Linked DNA regions of Homo sapiens: regions 2 and 3 are each linked to region 1. Evidence: read pairs that join two places in POLR2A ChIA-PET (ENCODE). Cell type or tissue: OCI-LY7. All regions are shown on one strand. Each heading gives the region's core, and the rest is flanking DNA. Links, peaks and the distances in the headings are about the cores only.

What was found. ChIA-PET counts read pairs that join two places held together with the same protein. Peaks named below come from ENCODE experiments on the same cell type or tissue, not always from the same donor. Only the 100,000 strongest peaks of a DNase experiment are listed, where the experiment ranks them.
Region 2: POLR2A ChIA-PET joins it to region 1 with 6 read pairs; 2 of 35 experiments call an interaction of 5 or more read pairs at or near these places.
Region 3: POLR2A ChIA-PET joins it to region 1 with 6 read pairs; 3 of 35 experiments call an interaction of 5 or more read pairs at or near these places.

Annotation. Positions count from the first base shown.
Region 1 is chr2:224,700,440-224,706,361 of GRCh38, forward strand. It overlaps CCDC195 (coiled-coil domain containing 195), which reads right to left. Exons shown (of 3, transcript NM_001395236.1): 3 at 3,325-3,448. The coding sequence ends at 3,325. The region is part of intron 2 of LOC105373910 (a long non-coding RNA gene); the gene reads left to right. Among named protein-coding and RNA genes, the nearest start is that of CCDC195, 13 kb to the right of the region's middle. In OCI-LY7, for the core only: no CTCF peak of the experiment used is centred there; a DNase peak (open chromatin) is centred at 2,452.
Region 2 is chr2:224,345,349-224,351,270 of GRCh38, forward strand. No RefSeq gene overlaps it. Among named protein-coding and RNA genes, the nearest start is that of FAM124B, 54 kb to the right of the region's middle. In OCI-LY7, for the core only: no CTCF peak of the experiment used is centred there; no DNase peak of the experiment used is centred there.
Region 3 is chr2:224,558,699-224,564,620 of GRCh38, forward strand. The region is part of intron 1 of CUL3 (cullin 3); the gene reads right to left. Among named protein-coding and RNA genes, the nearest start is that of CUL3, 24 kb to the right of the region's middle. In OCI-LY7, for the core only: no CTCF peak of the experiment used is centred there; a DNase peak (open chromatin) is centred at 2,763; H3K4me3 peaks cover 1,225 bases; H3K27ac peaks cover 1,637 bases.

The sequences.
Region 1 (5,922 bases), core at 726-4,725:
CCTGGCCAACATGGCAAAACCCCACTAAAAATACAAAAATTAGCTGGGTGTGGTAGTGGGCACCTGTAACCCCAGCTACTTGGGAGGCTGAGGCAGGAGAATCACTTGAACCTGGGAGGCGGAGGTTGCAGTGAGCTGAGATTGTGCCACTGCACTCCAGTCTGGGTGATAGCGTGAGACTGTCTCAAAAAAAAAAAAAAAAAGAAGAAGAAGAAAAATCTGCCAGAGTGATTGTTTTTGTTTATGTATTGTTTTCCTTGCAAGATAACTGTACAAGTGAAAACCATAAAGTAGACAAAAATATATTTTGAAAAAAGTTTTAAAACAAAATATGCTCATACTTTCTAACATTATGTTTTAGTTCTGTGGCAAATATGTCTTGACTCTGGGTTAGGCTACATTTTCGTGAAGATGTGGAACTTTAGCCTTTTTATCCACGTAGATGTCACTTCTTATACGACCCTCTTATTCTCTTTTCCCATCCTCAGACTTCCTCTTCCCTTTTTCATTTTCCAAAGTGTAACTTTCCACATCCCCTTTCTTGTTCTGGATCTCTATGTTTAGGAAATTGCGTTTAAGTCAGAGATCAAAATCTGGTATCTTAGGGCAGGGGTCCCCAACCTCTAGGCCACTGACTGGTACTGGTCCGTGGCCTTTTAGGAACCTGACTGCACAGCAGGAGGTGAGCAGCAGGTGAGTGAACATTACTGCCTAAGCTCCGCCTCCTGTCAGATCAGCAGCAGCATTAGATTCTCATAGGACCACTGGAAGTGCAAATGTAAGGGATCTAGGCTGCATGCTCCTTATGAGAATCTAATGTCTGATGATCTGAGATGGAACAATTTCATCCCCAAACCAACCCCTCTGCCTGTCTCCGCCATCCATAGAAAAATTGTCTTCCATGAAACTGGTCCCTGGTGCCAAAAATGTTGGGGACCCTTGTGCTAGGGGCTAGATCTGGCCCCTAGATACATTGTGTTTGGTTTTCACAGTGTTTAAAAAACTGAGCACATTGCCAATATTTATGAATCAGGAAATTTTGCATAAAAACCCAGATATTAATGTATCTTGAAAAATAGGCCATATGGCAATACTATGTCTGCTTTGCCATATGGCACTATGAAGGTGGGTAACAGTGGCTCTTCTTAGATGGAGCATATACATGTCTGCTCTCCAGAATCTTCACTCATTGTTGTTACTTTCCTGTCACTGCTAGGCATTTGAGTTCCTGACTTAGTTTCATACATACCAGTGGAAGTTTTGGGCGTAGAAGAAGACAAACATAACTAGTTGATCAGAGCATGACCAAGATGCATTTCATGTTCTTTGTAATTCATTATGTTTAAAAATATGCTCCAAGGGCTTATTATTAAGCACTATATCCAGCCGGGGAACAGAGATAGAGCGTTGTTTCTTTTTCTTTCTTTTTTTTTTTTTTTTGAGACAGAGTCTTGCTGTGTCACCCAGGCTGGAGTGCAGTGGCGTGATCTCAGCTCACTGCAAGCTCCGCCTCCCGGGTTCATGCCATTCTCCTGCCTCAGCCTCCTGAGTAGCTGGGACTACAGGCGCACGCCACCACGCCTGGCTAATTTTTTGTGTTTTTAGTAGAGACGGGGTTTCACCGTGTTAGCCAGGATGGTCTTGATCTCCTGACCTCATGATCCACCTGCCTCGGTCTCCCAAAGTTCTGGGATTACAGGCGTGAGCCACCGCACCTGGCCTATTTCTTTAATCCTATGTTAAATGATTTAATTTTAAAGCTTAACATTTTATAGTGTGGTGGTTTTTTTTACTGGAAACTGATAGATTCATGTAACTGTTCAGCTCATCGAACATGGATCAAATGTCAGTTACATACTCATTGAGCTTAGTGTTGGGGATATTTGTCATATTAGCTTGGCCAGTTACGACATTACAACTTGCATAGTTGTCATGTATTGCTTTAAAAAAGTTTTACTGTTTGGGGAATGTTTCTTTTTAACTGAGGTTAAGGTGAAATTCCCAATTTTATAGATATGCAAAGAATATAATTGTGCATAAACTAAAAATGCCAACTATCTCATGGGTAATAGCTTAATTATCTACTCAGTGTGGGTCTTTATTCCCAGAGGAGTGTATTTTCACATCCAGTTTGCATCTTTCCCCTCCAGTTGTAACCTTGCCCTATTGTATATCTGTTATAATGTTAGGAATCTTGTTAATATTCAATGAATGCCATAAATAAAAGAAGCATTTAATTTTATTACATGACTTTTACCACAGGGTGTTGGTTGCTTTATTTCTGTCTTTTCTAGAAGCCTGTGACTATTACAATTTATTCTTAGAAATGGTATGAACCATTCCTATCCTTTCTTTGCTTCACTGCTTCTACTTGGTGCAGGATCAGAGGGTCCTGGACCATGTTTCTTGGTATTTACAACAGTAGATCACAAGCACAGCTGTATGGCGGGAGTCACCTTGGAAAGCTCATTTAAAACGTGAATTTCACTTCTTCTTTCTGCCTTCCCCAGCTCCCCCAATCAATCTAATAGGTCTGGGGTGAGGCCCAGGAATCTGCATTTTAATAATCTGGATATTCTAATACAATACGATCTTTGTTTAAGAAGGGTATTTGTATCAGAAACTCAATTGCTATAAACAGGAAGAGGAGCTATTCTGTTAACTAGAAGTTCAGGAATTGGGGGAGTTGTGAGAACTTCCATTCCTTGAGTAGTGATGAGCAGAACCATTTTTTCTCTCCTTCCAATCAGGTTTAGTGTGCTTGCCCTTAGTCAGCTCACAATTGCTCTGAGTCCACAATGTAAACTATGGATGTTGCTGTGTTTGAGCTCACACGCCTGTGACACAGGCTCTTAAAGAACAAATGAGCTAGTGTCAGTGAAATATCAACACACAGTGAACTAAAAGGAGAATCACACTTATGTCACAGAAAACAAAGGATAGTTGCTTTTATGCCACTAATCAAAACCAGAACTTTTTTTCTAGGCTTGTTCTAGCTTCATCTGGAAAGTGAACAGAAGCATTTCTTGATGGCATAGTACAGACACTGACACTTAGCATATAATCACATTTAATTACTCACATGTCATATAGTCTACAATAGCCACTGCACACATACCAGTCATTAGTGCTCAGCAATGACAAAAAATAATTGCTTCCACTCCTTGGCCAAACAGGTCTATGGACCCAATACCAAATATTTTGTGTGTCTTACTGGACATCTTGCCAGACTTCTTTATAGGGAAAGACACTGACCCAGCTAGACCTTGGTGCTGCCATCTCTTGAGAATCAACTGTTTCTTACATTTAATCACTTCACATATCCTATTCTGCAATGATACTTAGCTGGTTTGTGGCCTGATTTGGTGAGTGTTTCAAAGAACTTGAATTTTTGGAATATGAAGACATGTCCATGGGTAACAGGAAACTGACTGCCTTTGTCTTGTCCCTACAGGAAGCAAAATAAAGGGAAGAAAAAGACTTTTTAGTGAGACTTTATATAGAACATTGATGATTTTTCCCCCCAATCACCAGATACTACCTACAGTGTTAAAAGTTCACTTAAAAATATATCATGATATTTTTTGTTAAGTTGTTCAACAATGATGTAAGGATATATATTGGAATGACCTTTTCATTAAACCCAAGGAATAGTGTGGATAAAACAAAAACTTAAAACTACTGAGGGAGAGACTATATGGCTGAGGAATGATTATTAGTTTGATGTTCAAAGTGGAAGAATATCTCATTCTTAGGCAAAAGTCTCTTGCGTCAAATCTTCAGCTCATGAAATGAAGCAGAAACTTGAGGCAATTATTTTATAGTCCAGATAAATCTGCTCCTTTTGACTGTGAATTAACTGAATACACATCATGCCTGAAGAGTAAAGGGGGTAAGAGCAATAGCCCCATGCTATCTGAGGGATTATATCTTTTCATTTTGCCTACTTCTCCTTTTACCTCTAAAATATTACATAGAATTTAGACATTAACCAGGAGAAACTGCTCTTAGGAATAAATCTAAACAGTGTTTAAAATGACTGCCTTTTCTTCATTTTTGTTCTCTTTTGTGGGAACAAAGAGGGTAGATAAGGCTGTAATTTCACTGAATGACATTTGGTGGCCTGCGTCTCAGAAAACACAGCTGCACCTTTTTTTTTTCTTTTCTTTTCTTTTTTTTTTTTTTTTCTTTTTTTTTTTTTGAGACAGAGTCTCATTCTGTCGCCCAGGCTGGAATGCAGTGGCATGATCTCAGCTCAGTGCAACCTCCTCTTCCCAGGTTCAAGCTATTCTTCTGCCTCAGCCTCCCCAGTAGCTGGGATTACAGGTGCACGTCACCATGCTGGCTAATTTTTGTGTTTTTAGTAGAGACGAGTTTTCGCCATGTTGGCCAGGCTCGTCTTGAACTCTTGACTTCAAGTGATCTGCCTGCCTTGACCTCCCGAAATGCTGGGATTTCAGGCATGAGCCACCATTCCCAGCCAGGCCAGCTGCACCCTCTTTTGGGAGGTAGGCAGGCCAGTGCTTCCAAGCACTGGAATCAATAAAATAATAACAACCACTGCCACTTGGTGAGCGGTCACTCAACCACCTCATTTACTCTTCACAAAAACTATGAGGTATCTGCCTTTAAGATTCCCTTTTTACAGAAGAGTAAACTGTGACACAGGACAATCTAGTAACTTTCTCCAAGGCCACATTGTTTGTAAATGATGATGGAGGTGGAATTTTGGCCATCTGATTCTGGAAGCTGCCTCCTTAAACTTCTTTCTGGATTTGGAAAAGGAGAGAATATATTTATTGTAATGAATCTGGTTTACCCTATCAGTAAACTGAATAACATAGCATTTCTAATTTTAACTGTTTATATGGGCCCTTGTCCCTAAGCTTGTCAACTGAAATTTGTTTTTCTAAAACACAGGAAGAAAAGATTGAATTTCTCTGTCAAAATTAAGAAAAAATTAAAATCCTGTTTTTAGTTTCTGGAAAGCTTTGATTCTTAGAAATATTGACATTGGCATTATTTTGTAAAATATTTTCGTGGTATAATAATGGAAAAGTTCACAAGCAAATTGGTTATGATGTCTGATATGATTCAAAAGTCAGTGCAAACAAATTGGTTCTTGATAAATATTTGTAAAATGCTTTGAAAGCTATTAGTGAGGAAATTAATTTCCCAAATAATCAGAGGAATAATATAATGACATTTTACTTTACTAGTTAATTCCTGAGAATATAAAAGACACATTTAAAAAGGACTACAATAAAAAAAATGCTCAATTCCTACTCAATAGTTCTAGTGGATTTCATGCCAATCCAGTTGTTGATTTTAAGCCAATACTGGCTTTCTTCCTTTAATACAACCTTGCAATTGGCTCAATCTTTCAAATTAACTTTTACATTAGAAATGGGTTGTATTCTAAATAGTTCATTAGTTGGCAGCTTGGAAGTTGGAAAACATTTTACTTTAGAAAAATAATACCTCATAAATGTTGGTTAGGTTCCCATACTATCATAGAAAATAATATAAATTGAAATGGAAAAACTAATAGTACTATAATTCTCAGCATTGTATGTCTGTGAGAATGGTTTAAGTGCAAAAAGTAAAACATTATGATATATACACTGTATAATTTCAACATATGTGAACACAAGCTATCCATCTCAATGGTAGTTATTCAGGTAGTGGGATTATGAAGAGTTTTGTTTTTAAACATTTTTACTTTGTATATTGCCTCTATATTTTGTAACTTTTTTTTTTTTTTTTTTTTTTTTTTTTTTTTTTGAGACAGAGTCTCACTCTGTCACCCAGGCTGGAGTGCAGTGGCCCAATGTCGGCTCACTGCAACCTCCGCCTCCCAGGTTCAAGCAATTCTCTGTCTCAGCCTCCCAAGTAGCTGGGACTACAGGCATACACCGCCAC
Region 2 (5,922 bases), core at 1,204-5,203, 350 kb before region 1:
CCCAGTGGGGATTCTATGAGGGCTCCCATATTTCCCCTCTGCACTGCCCTAGTAGATGTTCTCCATGAGGGCTCTTACCCTGCATCAGGCTTTTTCCTGGACTCCCAGGCTTTTCCATACATCCTCTGAAATCTAGGTAGAGGATCCTGAGCCTTAACTCTTGCACTCTGTACACCTGCAGGCTTAAAACCTTGCGGAAGCCACCAAGGCTTATGGCTTGCACCCTCTGGAGCAGCCCAAGCTGTACCTGGCCCCTTTGAGCCACAGCTGGAGCTGGAGTGGCAGGGATGCAGGGAGCTGTGTCCCAAGGCTGCACAGTCAGGGTCCTGGGCCTGGCCCATGAAACCATTTTTCCCTCCTAGGCGTCCAGGCCTGTGATGGGAGGGGCTGCCATGAAGGTCTCTGAAAAGCCTTCAAGGCCTTTTCTCTGCTGTCTTGGCTATTAGCACTTGGTTCCTTTTTAATTATGTAAATTTCTGCAACCTTATTGAATTCCTCCCTTGAAAATGGGCTTTTCTTTTCTGCTGCATGGCCAGAGTGCCACTTTTCCAAACTTTTATGCTCCGCTTCCCTTTGAAATATGTCAGTTTTAGATCATTTCTTTGCTCACACATATGAGCATATGCTGTTAGTAGCAGCCAGACCATACATTGAACACTTTGTTGCTTAGAAATTTCTTCCACCGGATACCCTAAACCATCACTCTCAAATTCAAAGTTCCACAGATTCCTAGTGTAGGAGCACAACACAGCCAAGTTGTGTGCTAAGGCATAACAAAAGTGACCTTTACTATAGTTTCTAATAAGTTCTTCATCTCCATCTGAGACCTCCTCGGCATGGACTTCACTGTCCATATCTCTATCAGTATTTTGGTCAAAACTATTCAACAAGTCTCTAGGAAGTTCCAAACTTTCCTTCTTCTTCCTGTCTTCTTCTGAGCCCTCCAAATTCTTCCAACCACTGCCCATTACCCAGTTCCAAAGTTGCTTTCACATTTCATTGTATTTTTACAGCAATGCCTCACTTTGTGGTACCAACTTTCTGTATTTGGCTGTTGTTGCATTGCTACAAAGAAATACCTGAGACTGCATAATTTATTTTTTTTAAAAAGAGGCTTAATTGGCTCACAGTTTGGCCGACTGGACAGGAAGCCTGGCAGCATCTGCTTCTGGGGAGGCCTCAGGGTGCTTTTACTCATGGCAGAAGGCAAATCCTCATGCTTGTTCCTTGGCCCCAACTCAAGGATGTTTTTCCCCCTCTCTCCACAGAATTTGTTCTTTATTTGGATCAACCTAATCTCTTTCCCAGATAACATGAAGTTCTCCTCTTTGGGTATTGGAGGGAAGGGCTGGCATGAGAGAGGAAGGGACCTGGAACATAAAGGATTGTCTACAGCAAATGAGGAAGGAAAGAGTGCTGTAAACATCTCAGGGCTTGTAAGTGTTGCCTCATCAAATAAAGAATGTGATTTTGGAATTCTAAGTCCCTCACTTTTTAATGATGTGGTAACAGTCCAATAATTTCATTAGTTCAACCTTTTTCCTTAGGAACTTTGATTTGTGTGTGTGTGTGTTATTGGAATTTTGATATTCTTTTTAATAGTTTCAAGATCACCTCCACCCCAAACCATCTACTGTATCCCTTAGATATTTTCCAGATTCATTAGATGAACAGTTTGAATCAGCTGTTGTTTCTGACCTTATCCATACAAGTTGTAAATTTGGTCAATACAAGTTTGTTCCAGAATAATATAGAATATCTACTGTTGAAACTTTCTATAGACTATCAAAATTCCAGTAACACCCACAGCCATACACAAATCAAAGTTTCTAAGGAAAAATGTAGAACTAGTGAGATTACTGGACATTACCATATCATTCAAAAGTTAGTGACTTAGAATTCCAAAATCTCATTCTTTTTGAAGCTACAAAGAGACCTATACTATTAACATAAATTATTAATAGTTTTTCACTGCTAAACTGTCCCAAGAATTGTGACTCATACAATAAAGATACCATTTTACTGACATTAATAGCATTCTTGAGGTTATGAAAAGCAATGCATGCTTTCTTGTTAAAATGAGATTTAAAGACAGTGCACTAAAGTTTGATATATTTACAACTTTTAGAAGCCCTTTATAATTGGTTTTGTTTGATTTTATTTAATGATATTAATTATAAGTAAGTTCTTTTAAAAATCAAATTTTCCCACTATACAATACACAAAAATACCAGAATGGAAGAGTAAAATCCTGAACAACTAGACTCTTTATCCTGCTCCTGTGTTGCTGTGAGTCAAAACTTTGACATTACACTTAACTATGACAAACAGTTTTTAATAAAATGGTCACTACTGCCTCTGAGTGGTGGGTTATTTTCAGAGTTTAAATTTCATTCATTTCAAGTCCTTTCAGTGCTAATAGGAGAGAATTTTGACACTGACACTGTAAATGTCTTTTCAAGTTTAGACTTTGAACGTGAGATTATGTTTAAGAACATGAACAGTCAGCGTTATTTCATTTAAAGAAGGAGTACAAAAACTCATAAACGTACAAGGTTGGCCTGCTTTTTCTGTAAAATCTGTGTTCCACAAAGAAGCAGAGGGCCCCCCAGTTTCTTAGCATTCTCCATCAGGGAACTCTCCTGGACAGCCAAGCTCTCTCAGCAGTGCTTTCACCTCCAACAATTAGAAACACGGGGCCTCCAGGCTGGTGGAACTCATCAGTCATGAAAGACCTCTGTGGAAAGAAAAGCATCATTTCAAATCATTAATTAGGATCTGTTGTTTGCTTTTTTCTATTATTAGAAATAATACTTCAACTAATGGTACAACTAATGGTCGTACTATTTAGTTGGTAAAAATAAAGAACAGGGTGATGATCTGTGATCTGACCTAAGCAAGTGACACTGCAAGTCACTTTTCTGCAAAGTGCACATATTGAAAATTACCAGCCAACCAGCTAGGCGCAGTGGATTGCGTCTATAGTCCCAGCTACTGGGAGGGCTGAGGTGTCAGAATCGCTTGAGCCCAGGAGTTTGAGACCAGCCTGAGCAACTTAGTGAGAGCCCATCTGTAGAATAAAAAAGAGAAAGAAAATTACCAGCCAACAATGTGGTTGTCCTAAATCAGACCCAACACAATTACACAATTTGGATTTGGGACTCTATGATGGATTATATGATGGAAAGAGCTGGGAACCTCGGGAAGAGCTGGCAAACCATAAGCTTCTGCGAAGTGCGGAAACATTCGTGGGACAAGTCAGTGACCTCTTGTATGATACAGAAAGATCTTTATGGGTCAGGGGATGCAGAAGCCCCCTGCATCTCTCTTGACACCACAGGGGACAGGTAAGAATGGTAATAAATAAATGAGGCTCCAACCCAGGCATTTAGACAAACACAAACACAAAGAAAATGGATCCATAGAAGGCCTGAAAAAAATAAAAAAAGATAAAAGGAAAAATAAACAAATCAGGAGAGTGAAAAATAACGGAATAAAAATAAATCCAAGAGCTGGTTCTTCGAAAACAAAATGAAAATTTAAAACACACACACACACGGGCCGGACACAGTGGCTCACGCCTGTAATCCTGACACTTTGGGAGGCCAAGGCAGGTGGATCATGAGGTCAGGAGATCGAGACCATCCTGGCTAACACGGTGGAAACCCATCTCTACTAAAAGTACAAAAAATTAGCCGGGCGTGGTGGCATGTGCCTGTTGTCCCAGCTACTCGGGAGGCTGAGGCAGGCGACAGAGCGAGACTCCATCTCCAAAAAAAAAAAAAAAAACCACACACACACACACAAGTAAATCATTACCTGGTCAATTGGTTCTCAACATGGGTGATTTTGCCCAGACCCCACCCCAGGGGCCATTGGGCAGTGTCTGGAGATATTTTTGGTTGTCACAGGGGTGGGGAAGAGGTTGCCACTGGCATCTGGGGTAGAAATGAAAGACACTGCTAAACACCCTATGATGCCAGGACAGTACCCTGCAACAAAGAATTATTTGGCCCAATATGTCAGTTCTGCCAAGATTGAGGAACTCTGATTTAATCTAATCAAGAGAAAAGGGTAGAAAGTACACATAAATAAAATGAGAATGAGGATAGAGAAATAGCCTAACTCAAGGACATCTTTTTTTTAAACTGTAAAACACTTTTTACTCAAATCTAAGCAAATGACTTCACTCAACTTCAAGCAAATGACAGTAATGTAAACACTGTGAATGCTTAAGAGAGTTTGCTTACTTAATAATCTTCTCAGAAAATATGGATTACCAAAAGAGGCTGCAGAAAAGACAAGACTTCTAAACAAATTATGATAGAGAACATAGTGAAAATTGCAAGAGAAGACAGAGAGAGAATGAGGGAGAAAAATAGTTCTGTCAACATTTTAAGGAACAGATTTCAGTGTTTTTTAAATTGTTTCAGAGCATAGAGTAGAGAGAAAACGGTCCTTTTTAAAAGTTGAAGTTACATATGATACCAAAACGTGACACAGAGAGTCAATGCAAAAGGAAATTACAGTGCAATTTCAATTCTGAATGTTAATGTAATGAAATATTAGTCGGACGATTCTATCAGCACTTGAAAGCAATAATACATGATGACCTGGTGGTATTCATATTAGGAATGGAAGTTTCACCTTAGGAAATTTCATATAACTTACCACTTTAATAAATTATAAAAAATTAATATGACCATTTTTATTATTTTTGAAAGGCATTTGATAAAATTCAACATCTGTCCCTTAAAAACAGAATAGATACATATCTTTGTGTCATGAGTTTATGCCCTTTATAACTATCTACAGGATATACACACATATATTTATATGTAATTATGTTTAGTTAAATATAAAAGTGCATGTTAAATATGTGTTTTTTTCCCAATGCCATCATGAAGAAGAGAAAGACTTTTTCCTGAGATAGGCCATTCCAAATATTTCATAGCCAAGAATATAGAGATTATTTCAGAAATGAGCCCATGACACAAATAAAACCAAGTGAGTTCTCTCACCTAGAACTGGGAGCTATGCCTGGAAAGTGGCTTTTTATGCAACGGAGTGTTAGTCTTTAGTATGACTTTGGATTTGTGATTGCAAAGCCTGACCGAGCCTTTAGAGATGTAGAGAATCCAGTGAAATTTGTTTACAAAATTATTAGAGTCCTGGTCTTACGAAATAGGAGGGATATGAAAAGAATTCAGAATTAGAATTAATGAGTTAATTGTTGGTTGAGTTGAACCCAACCAAGTGTTGAGATCAAATCTGATTTCAGAATTAGATAATGTATAATTTTAAGAGGCCTTTAAGACCACTCCATTTGAGAGGCATGGACTTGAAGTCCCTCTTGGCTTAATGGCCATGAAAAAAGGTTCTATTTGTCCCTGTGAATGGTGCAAAAAATACCCTCCCATTATGTTACTCCAGATCTATGCCCCAACCAAGACTGCTGGTTGTATGCAGCCTCATTAAGTATAGAAGTAAAAACAATCTGTGCACATTGAGTAGTATAAACACTGTTAATGCTTAAGAGAATTTGCTTACTTAACAGATTAGTCTAGTCATTCCAATGTAAAAGGGCATTTGAGTAATTAATTTAGGCTTGAATCTTTAAAATGAAAGGAATAAGAGAAATTGACTAAGGTCATAAAAGGCATAAAAACATTGAAGAGAAGTTAAGATTCTCCATATGTACAGTTTTAATGCATCTGATTTATCAGACTAAGATTTGAGAAGATTTGTGCGTTAATCAGGCATTTAAAGTATTTCAAAGAAAATAAAATACATTACATTTATAAACACAGTTTAAATGTTTAAGGGAATTTTATTAGGTTATAAAAAGCACCCTTAAAAGTGATTTTTGAAACTTGCTAGAGTTATAAATAGATGACAAGATTCATAATTTAATTTTCAAAG
Region 3 (5,922 bases), core at 1,204-5,203, 140 kb before region 1:
ATGAAATTTGACAAGTAAATCTCTAGTTCTATGCCAAACCACCTATTGAAAAGGCCTCCCTTGGCTGGGCGCAGTGGCTCACGTCTGGAATCCCAGCACTATGGGAGGCCGAGGCGGGCGGATCATGAGGTCAGGAGATCGAGACCATCCTGGCTAATACGGTCTCTACTAAATATACAAAAAATATACTAAATATACAAAAAAAAGATTAGCCAGGCGTGGTGGTGGGCGCCTGTAGTCCCAGCTACTTGGGAGGCTGTGGCAGGAGAATGGTGTGAGCCCGGGAGGCAGAGCTTGCAGTGAGCCAAGATCCCGCCACTGCACTCCAGCCTGGGCAACAGAGCAAGACTCTGTCTCAAAAAAAAAAAGAAAGAAAACTCCTCCCCTTAGTAATCACACATCTAAGCATCATCAAAATTTTTCCTCTGGTAGATAATTTCCATTCATACTGAAAACTGTCAGTTTCACCACATGGACTGGCTCATGCCTGTAATCCTACCTAGCATTTTGGGAGACTGAGGCAGAAGGATCACTGGAGCTTAGGAGTTTGAGACCAGCCTGGGCAATACAGTGAGACCCTGTCTCTACAAAAAAATTTTTTAAGAATTAGCTGAGCGTGGTGGCGCATGCCTATAGTCCCAGCTACCCGGGAGGCTGAGGGAGGAGAATCACTTGAGCCCGGAGGCAGAGTTTGCAGGGATCCAAGATCACAACACTGCACTCCAGCCTAGGTGACAGAGCAAGATTGTGTCTCAAAAAAAAAAAAAAAAAAAAATGTCAGTTTCCTATGTCAAAAACAAATCCTCACAAACCCATATATTCCTTCAGCACCATCTAATCTCTCTTTCCATTTATGGCAAAATCACAGGCAAGAAGAGGAGATTGTACATGCACTGTCTCCAAGTTCCATCTTTCCATTATATCTTGAATCTACTCCAGTAGGGCTTTCATCTCTACCATTTCACTGCAACTACTCTTGAGAAGGCCACCAGTGACTTCTATATTGCCAAAATCTAATGGGCAAAGTCTCAGTTCTCCTCTTACTTACCTATCCAGCAGCATTTGAAAGAGCTGATCACTCCTACTCCTTGAAACAAATTTGGCAAGGCATGGTGCCTCACACCCATAATCCCAGCACTTTGGAAAGTCAAAGCGGGAGGATCACTTGAGTCCAGGGTTTCAAGACCAGGTTGGGCAATATGGCAAAAACCCATCTCTACTAAAAATACAAAAATTAGTCGGGCATGGTGGCATGCACCTGTAGTCCCAGCTCCTTAGTGGGGCTGAGGCGGGAGGATCGCTTGAGCCCGGGAGGTCGAGGCTGCAGTGAGTGGAGACTGCGCCACTACACACCAGCCTGGATGACAGAGCAAGACCCTGTCTCAAAAAAGAAGAAGAAAAAAAAGAAACAAATTCCTCACTTAACTTCCAAGCACTACAATCTCTTGTTTTTCTTCTACTTCTGTCTCCTATTCATCTGTTTTACTGGCTCTTAATTATCACCTAAACCTCCAATCCTAAAGCTCAAGTTCTCGATTTCTTATCTAGCCACACTCAGTTTTTGTTTTTTGTTTTTTTTTAGTCACACTCATTTTCTAGGTGGAGTTGATCTATTCTCATGGTTTTAAATCAATCTTAAAATTGATACATTCTCTGGCCCCCTCTGTACATGCCAGAGTCATATATCCAGCTACCTACTCAATGTTTCCACTTTAATGCGTAGTAGGCATCTCAAACTTACCAAGCCTGAAACAGAACTCCTCATCTTTTCCCTCAGTTGGTTTCCCCTGAAGTCTTTTCCAGCTGAACAAATGTCCACTCCATCCTTCCAGCTGCTCCGGCCAAAATGCTTGTGATCATAATTAACTACTCTCTGACCCCACTACTACTCCAACAGAAAATGCTGTTGTCTCTAACTTCAAAATGTATCCCCAGAATTCAACTCTTTCTCACCACTTCCACTGCTACTATCCTGGTAAAACCACCACCACCTCCAACTGGTCTCCATCTCCACTCCTGGCCTGCTATCATCAGGCAACCAGGGTGACCATGTAAAAGCATAAATCAAATCATGTCACTCATTTGCTCACAACTCTCAAATGAGTTCTCATTTCCCCTGGAGTTGAAGTCAAAGTCCTTACAATGTTCTATAAGCTTTATTCGATCTGATAATCTCTCAACTTCATCCATTTTTTCCTTTTGTTCGCTCTGCTCCATGCACTCCCTGGCATACATCAAACAAGCTGATTTCAGTGTCTTCGTATTTGCTATTCTTTCTGTCTGAAATGTTCTTCCCTCAGTTTCCTGCATGGCTCAAACCTCTACTCAACTGTCATCTTACAGTGAAGTTTTAAATGCCCACCTTATTTACAGTAACAGCCTCACCTCACTACTGATCCCCAACTCCAACCCACATTCTTCATTATTTTCCTGGTCTCCCTCTCTACAACCAAATGTCAGCTTCATGAAGGCAGGGATCTTTTTTTCACTGCCAAATTCCTCAGCCTCTAAAACAGTATATGGCACATAACAAGGATTCATACTTCGGTGACTGATTTTCTGCTAATATATGACTAATGACCCCTTTGTAAATGCCACATAAAATCTCCAAGTTCTGCATTTACAACCTAAGCAACATTGATCAGCTTCACACAAACTTCTGATCTGAACTGGATAAAAATTACTGAGTTAGTGGAATCCTCTCCAAGTCACGTCTGATGTGTATGAATGTGAAAAGAGGAAGGAGTAGGCAAAATAGTTATTTTAGTCACCCTGGCAGTAAAATACCAGCTCAACTCTCAATCAAGACGATCCTTAAGCAAATGACTCAAACTGAATCTTGTTATTCTGATCTTTTCTGAAGAGCTTGAGAAGGAACTTTAACAGAACAATTTCTTTTCTTTTACCGAAATCCTATCCAAGACCTAAGTCTGTCAGAGACTTTTATCAAATGACTGTAAAAGAATTTACCCCTACACCTATACTGCTACCTCTTTTTAATCAGATATCCTGATAGGATGTCATCCATATAAAATGTACTGATGCGGCTAACTTTTCACAAACAGAAGATTCAAGGCCATGTAATAATGATGGCCTCAAATACCATAGCTACGTACGTGCAATGTGGTTTTAGTTTGTTGACTACATATGCTGAGGTTCTAATAAAGCAAACTAAGACACTATCTCTTGACATTGAGTAACAAATAGATAAAGCAAAATACTCAGAACAATTTCAAAAAAGAGAAAAGTTAATGTCAACTATAAGCCTCAAAGATACCTATACTGCTAATAGCTGAGCAAAACATCAAATCATCTTTACAGGCTCTATAACCTAAGATCCTCTGAAAGCCAGAAAAAGTATTAAAATGTCTCTACCCAGAGTAAATTACTAAATTTTTCTACTAGAAGCTGAAGAATTTTAAAACTATAAAACCAAGAGGCTTCAAACATTGTAAAAGTACTCTCACATTATTATAACATAACCATTTTCACATATATACATCAAGAGCTGTTTTACTACACAAGGTTGTATGTAGTGCGTTTTTTTTTTCTTTTTAAATTAATGCCTTATTGATAGATAAAAGATGGGGCTGCAGGAAAAAATGTTCCTTCTGGTGATAGCTAAGGTTAAAAATTTTTCTAACAAATGAGAAGAAGAGCCAGGCACAGTGGCTCCCGCCTGTAATCCCACCACTTTGGGAAGCCAAGGTGGACAGATCACTTGAGGTTGGGAGTTCGAGACCAGCCTAGCCAACATGGTGAAACCCCATCCCTACTAAAAATACAAAAAATAGCCGGATGTGGTGGTGCGTGCCTGTAATCCCAGCTACAGGGGAAGCTAAGGCAGGAAAATCGCTTGAACCCGGGAGGTAGAGGCTGAAGTAAGGCGAGATCGCGCCAGCCCACTCCAGCCTAGGCAACAGAGCAAGACTTTGTCTCAAAAAAAAAAAAAAAAAGACGACGACAATGAAAAATAGACCCAGAGAGATTAAATGACTTACCCAAAATCATAGAGCTGGGATTAGAACTTATATATCCCAAAACCTAGTCCAAATCAGTGGACTAATGTCACATTCCATTGTGCTAATATGGTAAAGTAACATCACAGTCACTGATTATCTTGGTAAACATAGTTAGTATACTGGTAGAGAACATGGGTTTTGCTGTCAGACAGCCTTAGGTTTGTGCCACAGCTTTGTTACTCACAAGCCATGTGACCTTGAGAAAATTAAGTCCTGGGTTCAATAACAGCATCTATCTCAAAGGGCTGTCATGAAGATTAAATGAGAACGTCAGTAGATTTAACACAGCCCAGAGCACAGTATAATCCCTCATGCATCAACAAAGGAAAGTGCCCAATGATAGAATCTCTTGAACGCTCATCGACAGTCATCAAATAAATGTCAGAAAGAAATATAGCTTTTTCAAGCTTAGCAAATATACAGATATGAGCTAAAACAAAGGCACCTTAAGAATAACACTATGATAAATGCACCTCAGTATAACGTAGCTTTCTTTTAGAAAACATTATTCCCCTACATCTCTTGTATACTACTTTTCCAGAGCCATTTAAATCATTTTCACCCTGAGAACTCTGTCCTTGGCTCTTGTCACTCTCTACTGGGTCTCTATGTATTTTCATTCATTGTCATGGTTACATCTATTATCCGTACATGCAGGGTTCTAAAACTTAAGAGGGATTCCAGAGGTTCCTAAAACAATAAACAAAACTTTCCAAGTATACTGTGTGTGCACTTCTTTTCTGGAGAGTAGGTCCCTAATTTCTATCAGATTTCCTAAGTTTGTCCATATCTTAAAGAAGATAAACTACAACAGTCCTCCTATCTACAGTTTCACCTTCCTTGGTTTAAGTTACTAGCAACCAACCACTGCCTGAAAATATTAAATAAAAAATTCCAGAAATATCAATTCATAAACTTTAAATTGCATGCCATTTTATGTAGTATGATGAAATCTCATGCCATCCCACTCAGGATGTGAATCCTGAATTACATCTTTGTCCAGCATTTCCACACTATGTTACACACCCCACACCCATTAAAAACTTGGTAACTTAACAGCCATCTGGTTTATCAGATCAAAATCACAATGCTTATGTCCAGGCAATGTTTATCTTACTTAATACTGTCCCCAAACCACAAAAGTAGTGATGCTGACAATTCAGAAATGCCAAAGAGAAGCAATAAAGTGCTTCCTTTAAGTGAAAAGGTGAAAGTTCTCTACTTAATAAGGAAAAAAAAAGGTATGCTGAGATTGCTAAGATCTATGTTAAGAATAAATCTTCTCGCCAGGGTGGTGGCTCACACCTGTAATCCCAGCACTTTGGGAGGCCCAGGTGGACAGTTCACTTGAGGCCACAAGTTCAAGACCAGCCTGGCCAACATGATGAAACTCCATCTCTACTAAAAATATAAAAATTAGATGAGTGCAGTGGCACACACCTGTAATCTCAGCTACTTGGGAGGCTAGGGCACAAGAATCACTTGAACCCAGGTGGAGGCTGCACTGAGCTGACATTGTGGCACTGTACTCCAGCCTGGGCAACAGAGCAAGACTCTGTCTCAGAAAAGAAAAGAACACATCTTCTTCTATCCACGAAACTGTGGAGAAGGAAAAAGAATCTGCACTAGTTTTGCTGTCGCAACTCAAAACTACAGAAGTATGGCCACTATCATTCACCTTACTTCATCTCATCACATAGGCAGTGTATCATCTCATACCATCACAAGGGTTAAGTACAGTACAAGATATTTTGAGAGACCACATTCATGTTCTTTTATTACAATATAGTTATAATTGTTTTACTTTATTATTGTTGTTGCTAATCTCTTATTGTTTCTAAATTGTAAATTAAACGTCATAGGAAAAAACAGTACATATAGGGCTCAGGGCTATATGGTT